Linked DNA regions of Homo sapiens: region 1 is linked to region 2. A link is an interaction called in ENCODE POLR2A ChIA-PET data of the cell type or tissue named here. Cell type or tissue: GM12878. All regions are shown on one strand. Each heading gives the region's core, and the rest is flanking DNA. Links, peaks and the distances in the headings are about the cores only.

What was found. ChIA-PET counts read pairs that join two places held together with the same protein. Peaks named below come from ENCODE experiments on the same cell type or tissue, not always from the same donor. Only the 100,000 strongest peaks of a DNase experiment are listed, where the experiment ranks them.
Region 1: POLR2A ChIA-PET joins it to region 2 with 6 read pairs; 5 of 35 experiments call an interaction of 5 or more read pairs at or near these places.

Annotation. Positions count from the first base shown.
Region 1 is chr5:143,094,822-143,099,223 of GRCh38, forward strand. The region is part of intron 17 of ARHGAP26 (Rho GTPase activating protein 26); the gene reads left to right. Among named protein-coding and RNA genes, the nearest start is that of ARHGAP26-IT1, 95 kb to the right of the region's middle. RefSeq lists an enhancer at 1-21. In GM12878, for the core only: no CTCF peak of the experiment used is centred there; no DNase peak of the experiment used is centred there.
Region 2 is chr5:143,026,878-143,031,279 of GRCh38, forward strand. The region is part of intron 12 of ARHGAP26 (Rho GTPase activating protein 26); the gene reads left to right. Among named protein-coding and RNA genes, the nearest start is that of ARHGAP26-AS1, 160 kb to the left of the region's middle. In GM12878, for the core only: a CTCF peak has its summit at 3,630; no DNase peak of the experiment used is centred there; H3K4me3 peaks cover 474 bases; H3K27ac peaks cover 1,097 bases.

The DNA of each region.
Region 1 (4,402 bases), core at 133-4,132, 68 kb after region 2:
GAATGAGTCAGGGTGGAGCAGGTAATGGGAATGAGTCGGGGTGGAGCAGGTAATCGGAATGAGTCAGGGTGGAGTAGGTAATCAAAAAAGGTTGCTTTAAGAGGAAGTTAAGTTTAAAAGTAGAAGGCAAAGAATTGAACATACTGACATACTGATTATTTGAAAAGAAATTTAGAATTTATATCTAACAATAAATAGACTCATGTCTCTTGGTTTTAATTCTGTGAAAGGAAATTGTACCATATCACCTGGACTTTTGACTTATGGGTTCTAAGATAATATATTCTTACATATATACATTCATTTTAGATATATTCATATATTCATTATATATTACTATATAATATATATGTATAAAAACATATATACACAGTCACATACAATTTTTTTATTGAGGTGAAATTCACTTAACATAAATTAGCCATTTTAAAGTATACAATTCAATGGGATTTAGTACATTGACAGTATTATGCAACCATTCCCTCTAAGTCAAAACATTTTCATCACTCCCAAATGAAACCCTGTTCAAGATACTATATTCTTAACTCAGCAGTTCTAAACCTTTTTGTCTCAGCACCTCTTTACGCTCTTAAAATTTATTAAGGACTTCAACAGCCTTTGTCTATGTGGATTCTATCTGTTTATGTTTTACAGTATTGGAAATTAAAACTAAAACAATTTTAAAGCTTTATTTATGAATTTATTAAATGACATTTTACATTTTTGTAAATCTCCTTAATGTCTGACTTAATGGAAGATGACTGGATAAATCATATCTTCTTTTTTTCTCAGGCTGGAGTGTTGTGCTGCAATCTTGGCTCACTGCAACCTCCACCTCCCAGCTGGGTTCAAGCAGTTGTCATGCCTCAGCCTCCTGGGTAGCAGGGATTACAGGCACCCGCCACCATGCCCAGCTAATTTTTGTATTTTTGGTAGAGATGGGGTTTCACCATGTTGGCCAGGCTGTCTCAAACTCCTGACCTCAGGTGATCCACCTGCCTCAGCCTCCCAAAGTGCTGGGATTATAGGCATGAGCCACTGCTCCAGGCCTCATATCTTCTTCTTCACTCAATCTATTGTCATACAAAAATCAGTCCTAGCATATGCATATAGTCGGAAAAGGAAGAAATATTTTTAGTAGCCTTTTCAGATAATTTTGGATATTCTTTTTTTAAAACTCTACCAACATTCAACAAGTGGTAATTTTTTAAAAAAATTATTACAATGTGAAAAAATAAAATCATGTTAGTGAATTGTTCACATGCAGTTACATTAAGATCTATTGACCTACCTTGTACTTTGAGTGGATCTTTTACTTATGCATGATTTTTTCTTAGCCTACATTGCTCATTTAGAAAATATTAGTAAACTGCGTTATGCAGATCTTCCAATGCAAACATATTACATCATATAACATCAAAAAATTACATTTGTTAATATCACCACTTATTTTAAAAAGTCATTAAATATTGGGAAGTTGTCATGCTCGTGGTGCAGATCCAGATTTTCTAAAATTATGACGTTTTCTTGAAAGCATAAATTTTATCATTGCAACAAATATTACTGTTTTCCTTAAAGTAGACACTCACTTGGTTCATTTCTGAGAAAGTGTCTGCCAAATACCCAAGTGTCAGTAACCATATTTTGTCTGTCAGTTATTCTTTTACGTTTACATGGTGTTTCATGAAAAAAGAGGTTCAGCTTGCAACTCAGTCGCACAACTGCTTTCCCTCAAGTCAACTTCAGTATGCAGCAGAGGTGCTTTATGCACCTTTCCTCCTTCGTTATTATATAAAAGGTGTGCTAAAGGGTCAGGATTAAATAAAATTAATAATTTTGCTCATTTATCAAGTAAAGCTAGGCTTTTTTTTTTTTTAATCTGTGAGTGTGTAGCAGTGAAGAATACAATGACTATTGGTATAACTTGGTACCACTGTCTAGATTCATGCGAAGCATCACAGTTCAACTTATCTTTTTTTTGCATCTCATGGAACCCCTGAAGGGTGTTGGAAACCTCCCCGTAGTTAATGGACCAACAGAGAACCACTGTCCTAAAGAAAATAAAAATCACAAAATAGCTTTGTATGGCCTAGAGAACATAATATCCTCATTCTAGCCACCTCTTAAAAGAAGCATGTCTGGGCCGGGTGCGGTGGCTCACGCCTGTAATCCCAGCACTTTGGGAGGCCAAGGCAGATGGATCACATGTATCTCCATTTTCTGGACTCAAATACAGACCATGCGCGGTGGCTCATGCGTGTAATCACAGCTCTTTGGGAGACCAATGCGGGAGGATCTTTTAAGGTCAGGAGTTTGAGACCAGCCTGGCCGACATGGCGAAACCCCGTCTCTACTAAAAATACAAAAATTAGCTGGGCATGGTGGTGCGTGCCTGTAATCTGGGGTGGGGCAGGGGAGGCGGCTGAGGCAGGAGGACCGCTTGAACCTGGGACGTGGAGGTTGCAGTGAGCCGAGATTGTACCACTGTACTCTGCACTCCAGCCTGGGCAACAGAGAGAGACTCCGTCTCAAAAAAAAGAAAAAAAAAAAAAAAAAAAAAAAGAGCATATCTGACTGTAAAGTACAAATCAGAGGGAAATTCCCTGTGAGTACATTCAGGTAACTTTACCTAATTCTATAGAAGTCGTCATTTACCTTCCTGAGAATTTGACAAATTCTGTTGAAGCAGAGCTAATGTGAAAATTGCCTTATGCAATGGCCGGGCGCGGTGGCTCACGCCTGTAATCCCAGCACTTTGGGAGGTCGAGGCGGGTGGATCATGAGGTCAAGAGATTGAGACCACCCTGGCTAACACGGTGAAACCCCGTCTCTACTAAAAATACAAAAAAAATTAGCTGGATGTGGTGGCAGGCACCTTTAGTCCCAGCTACTCGGGAGGCTGAGGCAGGAGAATGGCATGAACCTGGGAGGCGGAGCTTGCAGTGAGCCAAGATTGCGCCACTGCATGCCAGCCTGGGTGACAGAACGAGACTCCAACTCAAAAAAAAAAAAAAAAGAAAATTACCCCACGCAACCTACTGATGTCTAAGATTTTTTAATTCAGATGTCTCTGACATATTTCATTTGGTGACAACGTTCAGTGGGACATATTTTGTATTGGTTGTAAAAGTCTGGAGGTTTTTTTAATGAATTATTTGTAGAATTCCAATTTTTAAAAAGTTGTAGTTCTGCCTTGGAATCTTCTCAGAATTCCATACAGTTTTTACTATACAGAAGAACTCTTCCTTTATAATAGCGCTGCCTCAATTTTGTTCTACTTGAGAACCTAATTAAATAATTTGGAGTTTCAAGCTTAGAATTCTCATTTTAAGCCTCCTTTAAATTCTTGTTCTACAGCTGTGCTTGACATATTTGACCATAAGTTCTAATGTTAGGGTTCAGACCATGTATTCTTCTTTAATATTTACATTGGATAGCATAACTGTTAAATGGTATTTTAAAAAGCCAATTCCTTCTAAGCATACAATTCCGCAATGTCATTTTAACAATAACGTAGGTGATTTTTTTAATTTTTAAATTAAATTTTGTTATATTTTGTACAAGTATGTTACTCTTAATGGTGAATTCAAGTTTGACTTAAAACCAGTTCTTGGGAATAATTAGTATGGGAAGTTTAATTGACAGTAAGGTCAGCATGAAACAACAGATTGATCAATCTACCCTCAAAAGCTAGTGTAATTTTAATCTACATTAGCTGAATTATTTTATCTAGAAAAGAGAAAGACCAATTCTTTATAATATTATCAACAGTGGGTAGACATGATAGGAAAACAATATTCAGCCCATAATATTGCAAAGAGAAAAAAACATGAAGATTGGACTTGAATCATGGATCTGTTCTTTCTTAGCTAGGTGACAACCTTGCTAAGTATTCAATTCCTCCGAGCCTCAGTTTTTTCATCTTTCAAATTGGAGTAATAACTTCTCCCTCATAGAAAATGAATTTAATAGTATAACACATATTAAGAAATTAACACATTGCCTTAAACTTGATGAACATTCAATAAATAGGGTTAGTGTTAAAGTATAACTTTAAAAATATTTTTTAAACATGACTTTGTGAAAGTATAGTATAGAATAAACACGTCAAAGGTCTATGAGGCTACCAGTAGAAATAGAAAGTGGCTTCAAAAGAGGACAGCAGAGGCTTGTTTATATGTCCAATGAAAGACACAATGCTGAAAAAAGGTCACAAAGTTTGATTTAAAACTGGTTAATGTTCTGTAGGGCAATAAAACCTCAACTTTTGAGATTATCTTTTCTGCTGGACAGAAGTTATTTGCATCTCTACCAGACAAAAATAATTTGCAAACATACCAATTTTAACTTAGTTTGATATCTATCTTTGCAGAAGCTGAGTCTTCATTCATAGTAAATAGCG
Region 2 (4,402 bases), core at 140-4,139:
GCTTGGATCAAGGTATTAGCAATGGATATGGTGAAGAGTAGTTAGATTCTGGATACGGTTTTAAGTTATTAGTGACAGGATTGGTTAATGGATTGGATGTGGTGTGTGAATTGGATATAGGGTGTGAGAGAAAGCAAAGATCAAGGATGATGTTACTGGAACAGAATATCTTACAGGTAGAATATGGTCCTCTCCCATCTCATTCTTTCAGCCAGGTTGAACATAGTGCATGTTTGGGGACACATTAGGACTTGAGCTCCCCAATTTATTATTTCTGTCACCTTCATGATTTTTTGTGTTTTTTTTTTTTTTGAGATGGAGTCTTACCCTGTCACCCAGGCTAGAATGCAGTGGTACAATCTTGGCTCACTGCTACCTTTACCTTCCTGGTTCAAGTGATTATCGTGCCTCAGCCTCCCAAGTAGCTGGTATTACAGGCACCTGCCACCATGCCTAGCTAATTTTTTTTTCTTTTTTTTTTTTTTTAGTAGAGACAGGATTTCATCATGTTGGCCAGGTTGGTCTCGAATTCCTGACCTCAAGTGATCCACCTGCCTCGGCCTCCCAAAGTGCTGGGATTCTGGGTATGAGCCACTGCACCTGGCTGACTTTTTAAATATATACATATACTACTTTTATTATTAATTTGCTTACTGGTTTTAAACCAATTCATCCATTTTTTACCTCAGTTTATTTAAAAAAGAAATATATTTTGCTATGTGTGATAAATCAGTAGATTTCTAATATTCATTAAAATAAAAGTATAACTGAGAAATGTTTGTGAACCTCTTGGAATCATCCCATATGCCAAAGTGGAACAATCCAGCATTCCATATTAAGATGCATAGCACTGGCAAATAGTTGTTGTCCAGCAGGGAATGTGGTATAGATACTGGCAATTGACTAAATTAAGTCATTTTTGTTTGTTTTTGGTGGTAATAATCTTAATTGCTTAGTATATAGTACAGTGTTTTTCCAAGTGGGGTTCTCGCATGTACTGATGCATAATTGCCGGGAGAGGGCCCAGAATCTGCATTTCTACAAGTGCACTCTTGTTCACTGGAGTTGAGAGCCGCTACTGGAATAGAAATGGTAGGATCCACAGAACCTGATCCACAGCCCCCAGTTCCTTTCTGACTGTCTCTAGCAGAAAGCAAAGAGTAGAAGAGGATGAGCCCAAGAGTCAGACTGAGTTAAATAAAATCTTGGTTCCACTACTCACTGATGCTATAATCTTACAGAAATTCCTTAACCTGACTGAGCGTAGGTTTCCTATCTACAAAATACGGATGATGATGATGATGATGATGATGATAAGAAAATGATGCACCTAACTGTGTAGCTCAGAGCAATGTAGTCTGTGCTCAGTAAGTGTTAGCCACGGTTATCATTGCTGTTGTTACCACTTAACGTGAGTCTGGCTTTCCTCATCATAAAAACTTAGCAGAGATATTGGGAAAATCAAATAAACTATAGTTTATTAATTTATTTTATAAACTGTAATGTATTATCCCTCATTACACTCATTAGTGTGAAAACACAGTAGTTATGAGTAAGAAGAGTAGCAAGACTTACCCTATGGGGTTATCATAAAGATAACATGAACTTGAATATGAAAAGTATTTCATCAACTGGAAGATTTCATTCAAATATTAGGATATAGTAACATTCTAATATTGGTAATACTAGGTAATATTGGTCATGATCATGTATTGAATACCAAGTAAATCCCAGTTGCTATACATTTCATTTGACCCTCGTAGCATCCTGTTGAGTTATCCCCATTATACAAGCGAGGAAGGTGAGCCTCAAAAAGGTGAAGCTAAGGTCATATCCAGCCAGAGGTAGCTGAGGCAGGGTTCTAATCCAGGTCTGTCTGGCTTTATAGCTCATTCAGTTTCCACTACCTACAATTCTGTCTGTGTGACTTTAGTTAATATTAAAGTTAGTTCACATTCCCTGAACATACCAGCCAGGGGGCAGAGAATAGTCTGGTGTAGGGATGGTGCATGGGGGTCCCTGGAGTGCTGATCTGGGATTAAAAATTGGCTGTGGGTAACCTCCACAATAGAGAATGCACACCCAGATAATTAAGAACCAGTTGGCCACCTTTCCTGGGCCCCACTGAAGCTTCTGAGAGCTGCTATCATGAGGACAGCTTTCCAGGGGCCACAGCCCAGGGAGCCCTGGCAACCCTGGGGCTTCACATGATTAGGGGAAAACAGGCAAGCCCTTCTAGTCTTCCCTCTGTGTGTGTGAAAATTGGAAATTATTCTTCAGGTGGAATTTATGTTCATTTCAATGTGGGTGGTTTTCTCAATGGCTTTTAAGGGTGTTGAAATTGATTAAATTCAGAATGAGGGAGGCCAACCAGGCTCTATAAAGAGCAAATCACATTGGAAAATTGCATAAATTTCTGTGGTGAGAACATGCCCCTGAAGTGGCCTGCTCACAGCAACTCGACAATTTCCTGTATCCATCCATCCATCCATGTTAGAAATCCTTTACTTCTCAGTTTTTTTTTTTTTTTTTTTTTTTTTTTTTTGAGGCAGGCTCTCACTCTGTTGCTCAGGCTGCAGTGCAGTGGCATGATCATAGCCCATTGTAACCTCAACCTCGTGGGCTCAAGCCATCATCCTGCCTCAGCTTCTTGAGTAGCTAGGGCCACAGGTTCACACCACCATGCCCAGCAAATTTTTTTTTAACCTTTTTGTAGAGATGAGGTTTCACCATGTTGCCCAGGTTGGTCTCAAACCCCTGGCTTCAGGCGATCTTCTCGCCTCATCCTCCCAAAGTGCTGAGATTACAGTTGAGAGCCAGGGTGCTCAACCTCAATCCTCTTGTTTTTATGCATAACCTACAGTGCTTCCAGCAAATTCCATTTCTCCCACAAAAAAGGTTTGGTTTGTTTTTTTCTTTTTAATCAAAGGAGAATTGACTAAATTTCCTGGGGAAAAAATTCAGACTAGGAAAAACTTGTTGAATACCAGCTTTAGGGACAGTAACCCTTTCTAGTTCATGTTGAGGCTAATTCAGTAGATTAGCTCCTCTCCTTTGGATGAGGATTTCCCTCCCCAGGGTTTGGTTAGAATTCCAGGGATGCAGGCATGGGGTCGTTTGGGGGCATGTCCTAGTGTGCTGTTTTTATAGACTATATATATGTGTCCATCAGTCAACTTATAGTATGGAAAGTTTTCTTCTATTCAAATTGGGCGATTTGGCCACTTCTTGCCAAATTTCTTGGTTTTCTGAATACTGAAGGTTGGAGTTGAGCAACTGCAGGTCAGTGATTTTCAGAAGAGGGGCTCTTGAGCCTGAGGAATCAGGTCTCACGGGTAGCATGATGGTCTAGCGGAGAATACTTGTGTTTTCCAGGGGCTCTCTTGACCCTCAGGCCTCAGGCCCCTCTTGACCCTCATTTAGATGGCCGAGTTAGTGTAATATGGAGAAGCCCTCCTCTCAGCCCCAGCTTCACACCACATGCAGCTCAATGATGATAATGCCTTGATGGACAAAATGCAGGAGGTCTAAAAGTGTCCAGGAAAACCTAAATTTGCTTTTGTCTCCTATGTTTCATGGCTTAGCTTGTGCCACTTTTGTTCTTCCTTTTTCTTGGGCCCATTCTTGGGCTTCGCTGCTAGGTGGCATGCCTGTATTGATACAGGAAGGAAGGAAGTGGTTAGATCAGCCTATTCATTTCTTTATTTAACCTTTATATCATCACAAAAAAAATGAGAAAGTGGAGGACCAAAAGGTTAAAAGAACTCATCTACTCTCAGAGGGTTTATATCAGTTGAAATTGAAAGGTCATTTTGACACACTGCCCCTCGGCAACTCTCTCTACCATTCATTCACTAATTTACCTATTCACGTATCCAAAATGAAAAATGACACGTGCATGCACACACTTCCAATTCATATCCATTGCTATAGTTGATGGTGAAAGATAGAGCTGTAGTAGCCAGTGAAGTAAATATACCTGGACCATTGCCCTCATGAATAAGTATTCTAGTTTGGTAGACATTTTTCACAGAATCACACATATCAGTGTAAACTTGCAGTGGTGCATCATAGTCTGAAAGAAAGGTTGATGGTCCTGTATCTGAGTGCACAATGGGGGCTTTAACCTAGGTGGGAACGTCTGAGTGAGTTTCTTGAGGAAAGGACACTTGAGGGTAATGTGAGTTGGGAGCCAAAGGCTCCCGTGCGAAATCCACAGTCTGTGCTGGGGAGAAAGCATGGTTAGTTGAATGTTCTTGAAAGACAGCCAGTGTGGCTAGGTGCTCAGAGCTGGCACAGTGGCCCCTGAAGAAGCTGGAGGGCCAGGCAGGGCCCCGTCACACACAGCTTTGTGAGCAAGTAAGGATTGGGGTTATTCTCCCAAGGGCAGCAAGGTGCTGCA